Regions from separate parts of the Homo sapiens genome. Here region 2 is linked to region 1. The links are chromatin contacts, found by Hi-C or POLR2A ChIA-PET in ENCODE. All regions are on one chromosome and are shown on one strand. Each heading gives the region's core, a stretch centred on a gene start or an enhancer-like site at or near the end of the contact. The rest is flanking DNA. Distances are from core to core; before and after follow the strand shown.

Region 1 (4,613 bases), core at 56-2,555:
TCCTCCCACTTCGGCCTCCCAAAGTGCTGGGATTACAGGCGTGAGCCACCACCCCCAGCCCTTACTGTTAAATGACCATGATGAAGCTGATTTCTACAAATACACCAGGAGGAAGAGCTAAGGGGGGAAAAAAATTCCCTGCAAAATAAAACGAAACAAAGCTCCTTGCAATTATGCAAAGCTATAGCACAGCTAAGTTATTCTGAGCTAACTCAACCTAGAGGGGTGACGGCCTGGCAAAGGGGGTCATCCGACCCAGCCAGACAAGCTCCGTCTTTCCCTTCCTGCTTCACTCATTTCTGAAAAGAACAGTTCCAGTTTAAAGTAACCCAGCAAATTCATCCTCAACGGGTGAAACCCCATCCTCGCTTCACCTGACTCAAAGCGTGCGCTGCTTTAATTCAAAACAGCTGACTTCGGAGGCCTACAGTCCTCATTTTTCATCCGTCCCCATCATACCAAAAGCAGACTATGTAAGTAAGAGCGGTGAAAGGCCTTTCTGTGCTGAAAACATATTTTATGTATTGAAAAGTACTTGGTGGCCACGCATCTTAACTCCTGAAGAAGAAAATAGTTATTTCTTTTTATTTCTGCAGATATTTCAAAAATATGATAGGTATTGAATGCTAGGCCTGTGACAGGCAAAATGCCCTGTAGGAGGTGCCCGGGTTTCAGAGTCAAGCACAGCCCCCAATCAGATAAGCAGAGGCCTGGGAGAGGGAGGACATCAGGACCCACGTGACGCTAACACCGGGCGGGGTAAGGGCAGGAACATGGCGCAGGCCCAAAAGTGGCCCGCGGCGGGTGGTACGGGGCAGGACAGAGTCCACCTGCTGGAGAGGATCTGAAGGGCCTCGTCCTAACAGAAACAGGAACCGGAGCTGGGCAGGACTTCAGAGGCTGAAGGATGGGAGAGGGAGGGTGCGCCCAGGAGGAGGCACAGCTTGAGCAGAGGCGTGGCTGCATGACCGCGGAGGGAGGGTTCACACCCGGGGCCTGTGGTACGGCTGGCAGGCGTGGGAGAGCCAAGGTGGGGACACAGAGAGGTCAAGGAGGCCGAGGCCGAAAAGGGACCACAGAATTTGGCTACAAGAAAGCAGTTTCAGTTTAACGATGACAAGGGAGCCCGAGTGAAGAGGAAAACCTGTCAACTCCTCGTGAAAGTCGGGAGGGTTTCTGCGTAGAAAAAAACAGCGTTCAGCAGCTCAGTTGGCTGCCGTGAAGTCATCAGAACTAGAGGAAGAGTTGGACTTGCTCTAGTGAGGACAGCTTTTGAAGTCACTAACCACAAGGAGGAAGCCTTCCCCTCTGGGCCTGCAGGAAACAGATTGCGTGGCTTTGTCTGTCCTGGCTGGGGAACGCATGACACGCTGAAGGGTTTTCCAGCTCTAGGGAAGAAAATTCATCTTTCTGTAAAGTCCACTTCGTCTTCCATTATCTACCAGACTTCTTGATGGGACCATTTTTAGAGCCTTCAGTGAAAGAATGGAAAACACTAACTTGGATAAACAATTAAGAGTAGGGAGGGAAATAGGTGAAGACGCAACTCTGATGAAATAAACAAACCGCAACCGTGGAATAACATTCTGGTTATTATGGGTCGTGATTAACGGCTCCCTGCGTTGATGGCTGAAAACTTGTGCTTTACTGCACACTTCCAGCAGAATTTAGCTGCTTTTTTCTTTCTTGTTTCCTTTTTTTTTTTTTTTTTTTTTTTTGAGACAGGGTCTCACTCTGTCACCCAGACTGGAGTGCAATGGCTTGATCATAGCTCACTGCAGCCTTGACCTCCTGCTGGACTCAAGCGATCCTTCAGCCTCAGCCCCCAAGGAGCTGAGACTACAGATGCACGCCACCACACCTGGCCAATTTTTCTTATTTTTTGTACAGACGGGTTCTTGCTATGTTGCCCAGGCTAGTCACAAACTCCTGGGCTCAAGTGATCCTCCCGCCTCAGCCTCCCAACGTGCTGGGATTACAGGCGCTAAACCAGCACTTAAGCTGCATTTTTTTTTTTTTTTTTGAGCTGGAAACTCCTTCTACCGCCCAGGCTGGAGTGCAATGGCACAATCTTGGCTCACTGCAACCTCCGCCTCTCGGGTTCAAGCGATTCCCCTGCCTCAGCCTCCCGAGTAGCTGGGATTACAGGCGTCTGCCACTGCGCCCAGCTAATTTTTGTATTTTTAGTAGAGACGGGGTTTCACCATGTTGGCCAGGCTGGTCTGGAATTCCTGACCTCGTGATCCACCCGCCTTGACCTCCCAAAGTGCTGGGATTACAGGCATGAGCCACCGCGCCCGGCCTTAAGCTGCTTTTTAACACATGGGGAGAACACAGAGAAAGTACCAAAATGAATGTTGTAACTCAATTCTAAAATACGTGAAAATATACTGAAGACTCTTCCATTGCATCATCTTGTAAATTCAGGTGAAATCCTGCCTGTCCCTACCTAGGCCTCATTTTCCTTATCAACCTATGAGAAACGACCAGGCATTTCTTGGGTCCCCAGCACCCTGGAGAAAGAGACCACTCGGAGGACACGGCCCCTCACCTCATGGTCCCCCTGGCAGGCAAGGCCACCGGGCCAATTAATGGAAGTCAGTGACCAGCAACTGGAAGGGCTACAGGGTTTGGGAGGAGATAGAGCCTCTGAGGTTGGAAAGGCGGCCAGGGTTTCACTGGGAGGCAGGGCCTGGGCCAGGCTCCAAGGGACGGGGTCCAGCCCCCAGCAAAGCATCAGCACACACTTCAGCAGGAGGTAAGATGCCACGGCACTGGGGAAATTTTTAAGCAAGAGGGAAGAGGATGCATTAACAGAGAAGAGGGAGGTCACCATTGTGGGGCATTGCAATCCAAATTGAGTCCAGGCCGGGCGAGGTGGCTCACACCTGTCATCCCAGCACTTCGGGAGGCTGAGGTGGGAGGATCACTTGAGGTCAGGAGTTTGAGACCAGCCTGGTGAAACCCCACCTCTACTAAAAATACAAAATTAGCTGGGTGTGGTGGCACATGCCTGTAGTCCCAGCTACTTGGGAGGCTGAGGCACAAGAATCGCTTGAACCCAGGAGGCGGAGGTTGCAGTGAGCCAAGATGATGCCACTGCACTCCAGCCTGGGTGATAGAGTGAGACTTCATCTCAAAAAGAAAAAAAAAGAAAGAAAACTGAGTCCATTTTTAGTCCTTTGAAGTGTGCAGGTGTGTGTGACTAAAAACAGGCAGAACCATCACTGTTGAGAATGGGGTGCCACAGAAATGGGAGACAGGGTGTCATTTCTTACTCCAGCAATCGGAGGAGGCAACTGTTAGGAACAGCCCCCACTGGCTGAGCAGTGGCCAAGAGGCACCTCACTTTATGGAGGGGGTCCCTTCCAAACACTAAGAACTTAGGAAGTTCTCGCCACCCAGAGATAAGGGAATGGAGATGCCCAACCCCTAAATGATGGAGGCAGGATTTGAGCCCAGGCCTCTGGTGCCAAAGCCCCCACTGCTTCCTCATCCCATCACCACCAAACAGGCTCCTATGCTTAGGAGACTGGCTTTCTGAGCATTTCATAAAGTTGCTCTGCAGACAGACTCCAAACTTGTGTTAATCATATGTTACCCGCTGGCAGCCCGGCTAGAAGGCGCTCACAAAAGATGACTTTGAAAGACAAAACCAAAACCGAAGTGTTTCCTATGAAACTGGTATCATCACACACAGCCTTGCCCCATGCACACATTTCAGAATTGTCCGACATCCAGTTCAACATGGCAGACGATCCTGTTTGCTTTGGAACAGAAAGGTATAAACTCACCTGACAAAGAGGACAGGAAAGCAAGAACAAATGAAAAGCCCCCAAAATCTCAGAAGCTGGAAAGCGCTGGAAAGCACTGGAAAGCCGAAGCCGCCTTTCCAGACAAGCCTCAAGATGGAGCAGGCCGCCTGCAGCAAGCAAGCTCATTCGAGCTGCAGGACTTGGAGGCCGGGCAGGTGTGCAAAATGCCACTGCGGTCAGGTCCCTCCTGCACTGTGGGCAGAAGACTGGGGTTTCTCATGACCATGGGCAGGGGGCTGAGTGAATATCCCAGCACATGCCCCAGCCTGGTGCCTAGAAGACAGGTGGTCAGACTAACAGTTCCCAACTGCACCACCCAGCAGGAACACTGAGGGCTCCTTGCTAGAGAAACTGACCAGTCCAAGAGAATGAGCCACTGATACCCATGCCTGGGGGCTCCCCGCAACTAGACACCTGGGTTAATTACTTACGGTGGGGGCCACCAAAACTGCTCTTTACCCCGACACACACACACACACACACACACACACACACACACACCCTTTCTATTGCCATGCTCTGATATATGAACAAACAACAACACGTCACTAGGCATTTGAGGAAACCTCTAACTGGGACCAAAACAAAGAGGGAAACGAGGAAAACAGACAAAGCGACAGGACAAAGGCTAAAGAAATTTGGGTCTAGCCGCACAACTGGGTTTAAGCATCAGAGAAAATAAATGGACCACAGTTATAACAGACAACCTCACAGATAATGTTGCAGTAACTCAAGTTCAAAAGGCAAATCCTGCAAGTCTATTGCAGAATAATACCATTTTTATAGAGCTCAAACTCA
Region 2 (4,877 bases), core at 288-2,787, 170 kb before region 1:
TGGGCTCAAGCGATCCTCCTGCCTTGTCCTCCCAAACTGCTGGGATTCCACACATGATCACCTTTTTAATAGGAACACATCATAATGAAAGGATGGAAGTAAAATATTTTAAAAACCACTTCCAGGCCAGGCGTGGTGGCCCATGCCTGTAATCCCAGCCCTCTGGGAGGCTGAGGCGGGCGGATCACTGGAGCTCAGGAGTTCAAGACCAGCCTGGCCAACATGGTGAAACTCCCACCTCTACCAAAAAATACAAAAATTTAGGCAGGCATGGTGGCAAGAGCCTGTGGTCCTAGCTACTTGGGAGGCTGAGGTGGGCAAATCGCTTGAGCCAGGGAGGCAGAGGTTGCAGTGAGCCGAGATCATGCCACCCTGCTCTCCACCCTGGGTGATAGAGCCAGACCCCATCTCAAAAAAAAAAAAAAGTACAAATTATTTAATATAAATGTCACATTTTGGGAGGGATGATGCTGGGAGTGTCTAGAGATTTAATGTGCAAACAAGGACTATAGTAAATATAATTGCAATATGAGGGATTTCTGCTAAATGAGATCTTAGCTGCTCCTGCCACACACATGAAAAAGAGTAACTAAGGGAGACGATGCATATGTTAATTTGCTTCCCCGTATAACCATTTTACTGTCTGTATGTATCCCATAGCATCATGTTGTATACCTTAAGTATACATAATAAAATTTATTTATAAATTAGCGGAGGCTTGATAAATATTAATTAATGGTGCCAAAAAATTACCTTTCTTTTGTGGGTTCAAAATCTATGATAATTTTATGTATTTATTTATGATTAGCTTTCATATGGCCTTTAAAAAAAAATAGGCAAATGGAAGCTTAGCCTAGATGTTTCTTGGGTATTTCAAATTTAAGGTATCAGGAATCAAACCCATTATCCTACTGAGAATGTGGGCTAATCTACAAGATAATTTGCTAAGACTCTTCAAAAAAGCAAACAAACAAACAAACAAAAAAATCAGGCCAGGCGCGGTGGCTCATGCCTGTAATCCCAGCACTCACTCTGGGAGGCTGAGGCAGGCAGATCACTTGAGGTCAGGAGTTTGAGACCAGCCTGATCAACATGGTGAAATCCCATCTCTACTAAAAATACAAAAATTAGCTGGGCGAGGTGGTGCATGCCTGTAATCCCAGCTACTTGGGAGGCTGAGGCAGAAGAATTGCTTGAACCTGGGAGGTGGAGGTTGTGGTGAGCTGAGATTGTGCCACTTCATCCCAGCCTGGGGGACAGAGCAAGACCCTGTCTAGAAAAAATAAAAATAAAAAGAAATGAAGGTGATGGAGATGGAGAGGATGTCCTACATTAAAAGAGATAATGCAGGGGCCGGGTACAGTGGCTCATGTCTGTAATCAAGGCACTCTGGGAAGCCAAGGTGGGAGGATGGCTTGAGCCCGGGATGTCGATACAAGCCTGGGCAATGTATTGAAACCTCGTCTCTACTAAAAATAAAAATAAATTAGCCGGATGTGGTGGTGCACATGTATAGTCCCAGCTATCTGGCGGTGGGGGCAGGGGAGTGCTAAGGCAAGAAGATTGCTGAGCCCAGGAGGTGGAGGCTGCAGTGAACCATGATGGCACCACTGCACTGCAGCCTGGGTTACCGAGCGAGACCCTGTCTCAAAAAAAAAAAACACTTTTTAAAATAGAAAATTAGATAGACAGATTTCCAAATGTAATGTGTGAACCTGACTGGACCTCAGTTGCGAGGAGGGCCGTTATAAAAGACATCTTGGGGATAATTGGAAAAATTTGATTTTGGATCAAATATGAGATGACCTGGAATTACTGTGAATTTTCCCAGGTGTGATATTTGTGGTTATTGTGGTAATGTAGGAGAATGCTAATAATTCCTTAACTTCGGGAGCCTTCCACGTGTGTTTGAGGGACACAGTGCCTGCTTCTGCAACTTACTTCTGAATGTTCAGCAAAAGTGGTGGGCGGGGAGGGGAGGGGGGAGGTACATGGGGTGAAATGTTAGCAACTGTGGATCTGGGTAAAGAGCATATAGGTGGGCCGGGCGCAGTGGCTCACGCCTGTAATCCCAGCACTTTGGGAGGTCGAAGCGGGCGGATCACCTGAGGTCAGGAATGAGAGACCAGCCTGACCAGTATGATGAAACCCCGTCTCTACTAAAAATACAAAACTCAGCTGAGCGTGGTGGCACATGCCTGTAATCCCAGCTACTTGGGAGGCTGAGGCAGGAGAATTGCTTAAATCCAGGAGGCGGAGGTTGCAGCGAGCTGAGATTGTGCCATTGCACTCCAGCCTGGGCAACAAGAGTGAAAATCTGTCTCAAAAAAAAAAAAAAGCATACAGGTATTCACTGTACTAATCTTTCCATTTTTACACAGCTTTGAAATTTTTCAATAAGAAAGAAAAACAAGCAAACACCTAGAAAGCACACTGAACTCTTTGAGCGAGAGAACTAGGAAGCCAGTGGGTCTCCCAAAAGCCGCTGGACAGGTAACAGAACAGGTAAGATCAAATGTGGGTAGGTGTCAGGTAACAGCCTCACTCATCAACTACGGGCTTGGAGATGAAGTTCTGAGAAAAAGACTGTTCAAGTCCATCCAAGCCCTGGGATGCAGGTGTCCTGCTGGCCGGACCAAGCTACGTGCATGGGGGCTGAATGAGGCAGGAAGAAGATCATAAGAAGAGAGGGGTACTGTTCTGCCCTCGAAAATTTCCAGCCATCACCAACTGCTGTGTCTTCTTTCTACGCTGGTCCCTTTTGATGTCCTGAAATCGCCTCTCTGTCTTTGGCTACAATCGCCCTGGCCTCCTTCATTCACTCACTCCCTGCTCTCGCTCCCAGTTGATGAATTTCCCAAATGGAAGCCCGACAACTTGCTCTAGAGCTCTGGGACCAGGAACCCAGCCTTCCATATATAAGGCCCACATCACCTGTGTCCCAAGAGGAACCTACTGTATCTCACGGCCATATCTCTCCTGTATCTCACGGCCATATCTCTCCTGTCCCTTCCCCCATGTGTTCCCTGTGACTTAGCAGTTGCAAGAAAATAAAATCCCTGCCAGGCACAGTGGCTCACATCTGTAATCCCAGCACTTTGGGAGGTCAAAGCAGGTGGATCACCTGAGGTCAGGAGATCGAGACCAGCCTGGCCAACATGGTGAAACTGCATCTCTACTAAAAATAGAGAAATTAGCTGGGTGTGGTGGTGCACACCTGCAATCTCATTTGCTGGGGAGGCTGAGACAGGAGAATCACTTGAACCTGGGAGACGGAGGTTGCAGTGAGACTAGATTGCACCACTGGACTGTAGCCTGAGTGACAGGGCAAGACTCTGTCGCCAAAAAAAAAAAAAAAAAAAAATCCCTAAGACTGTACCAATATGGGCTCTTTCAGGGGCTTTGGAAATGTCTCGTTTCCTTTCCTTATCAGCCTGCTATGATTCCACTTTCTGTTTTTCCGTCGGGAGAAGCTAAAGAGGTGAGATTCAATAAATCCGCAAGAATAATATAATTTCTGGTTTTCTAAACATCACTGAATCTTCACACAAAGGGCTGGCAAAGAGTGTCACTCACGTGGAGCCCAGTCCCCTCTATGGCTGCTGTTCCCGCTAACAGGTAGCCAGGGCGGATGTCCCAGGTGACTTGCCACCCACGTGCCGTCTGCCAGATGGCTCCGTCCTTCTCTGGAAGGATCCGTTAGAAACCACTTCCTTCTACTGAGCCTAGGCTTGCTCCTCGTGGCTTCTGCTAGATGCTCTGTGTTTCAAGCCTGTGATCAAGTGGCCTCCCTGTGCCCCCGCCAGCCTCTCAGCAAAGCACCACACTTATGGCACACACTCATGGCAGTGGCAGCCCCAGACCAGCTCAGGGGGACAAGGCGACTTCCTAGAGGGGATGCATGGGCTCCTGAAGGCCGTAGCGCCAACAACCTGCCTGTTGCAACCACACACGGGGCACTTCTGCTGGCAATCCACCACAGCTCTGTGTATTCTGAGCATAGCTTCCTTTTCCAGGAGGGCTTTCACCAAGGACCCAATGGAAAATCACATCACAGAGCGCAAAATCTGCATGACGCTGGGTCGGAGCAGCCGGGAAGGCACCATCTGGGCAGCACCTTTTGCCCGGAGCATTTCTTTAATGTGAATAAAAAGACCAATTAGCCACGAAGGGTGGCTCAGGATAGAAAATGAATAGAAAAGCTTACCTCTCCTTGGAAACTCTTCAGCAGCGGCGCTACCTGCTTGCGCAAATCCTGGAGCAGGAGGCGGAGGTCAGGAAGCAGCCATTTGAGAAGGAGAAAGAAGGGAAACATTGGTTAAGGCCTCCTAAAAACAGCGTGGCAGTCAGTGCTAATTATCACTATCTAAAGCAAGCCTGGGACCTCACCCATTCCTGCACTCCTAAAACATCAATAACGCCAACTGGCGCTTCAGGATTTAAACTTATTTAAGAATACAACGAGGTGGTTCTTTGTTGTTCTTGTTGTTGAAGACAGAGTCTCATTCTGTTGACCAGGCTGGAGCACAGTGGCACAACCCTGGCTCACTGCAACCTCTGCCTCCTGGGCTAGAGTCATCCTCCCACCTCAGCCTACCAAGTAGCTGAGACTACAGGCGTACGCCACCATGCCTGGTTAATTTTTGTATTTTTTTGTAGAGACAGGGTTTCATCATGTCGTCCAGGCGAGGGTCAAACTCCTGGGCTTAAGAGATGTGCCCACCCTAGCATCCCAAAGTGCTGGGATTACAGGTGTGAGCCACCGCACCTGGCCTACAACGATGTTTTATTTCTACTAACTCCTGGTCACATATACCTCATTTTGAATGTGCTACAGACTAAAGCTTTTGCTGATGTCAGTCTAAGTGAGATAATCT

The links. A loop is a pair of places that touch in the nucleus more often than their neighbours do. ChIA-PET counts read pairs that join two places held with the same protein, here RNA polymerase II (POLR2A). Pooled maps may share reads with other maps.
Region 2: a loop to region 1 is called in a pooled map, with 7 times the contacts of the local background. The contact joins two enhancer-like sites. A Hi-C loop is called at or near these places in 2 of 168 maps with a recorded cell type or tissue (cardiac septum and gastrocnemius medialis), 3 of 37 single-sample maps with no recorded cell type and 5 of 50 pooled maps. POLR2A ChIA-PET finds 5 or more read pairs at or near these places in 5 of 52 experiments (CD4-positive, alpha-beta T cell, HepG2, WTC11 and 2 more).

Annotation. Positions count from the first base shown.
Region 1 is chr7:101,853,288-101,857,900 of GRCh38, reverse strand. The region is part of intron 1 of CUX1 (cut like homeobox 1); the gene reads right to left. Among named protein-coding and RNA genes, the nearest start is that of CUX1, 38 kb to the right of the region's middle. RefSeq lists an enhancer at 850-979. Within about 2 kb of position 1,305, at least 40 of the 41 ENCODE cell types and tissues checked have a DNase peak (open chromatin) inside an H3K27ac peak, as active enhancers do.
Region 2 is chr7:102,027,476-102,032,352 of GRCh38, reverse strand. It overlaps CUX1 (cut like homeobox 1), which reads right to left. Exons shown (of 24, transcript NM_181552.4): 3 at 4,208-4,255. Among named protein-coding and RNA genes, the nearest start is that of CUX1, 210 kb to the right of the region's middle. RefSeq lists an enhancer at 1,643-1,692. Within about 2 kb of position 1,537, at least 2 of the 41 ENCODE cell types and tissues checked have a DNase peak (open chromatin) inside an H3K27ac peak, as active enhancers do.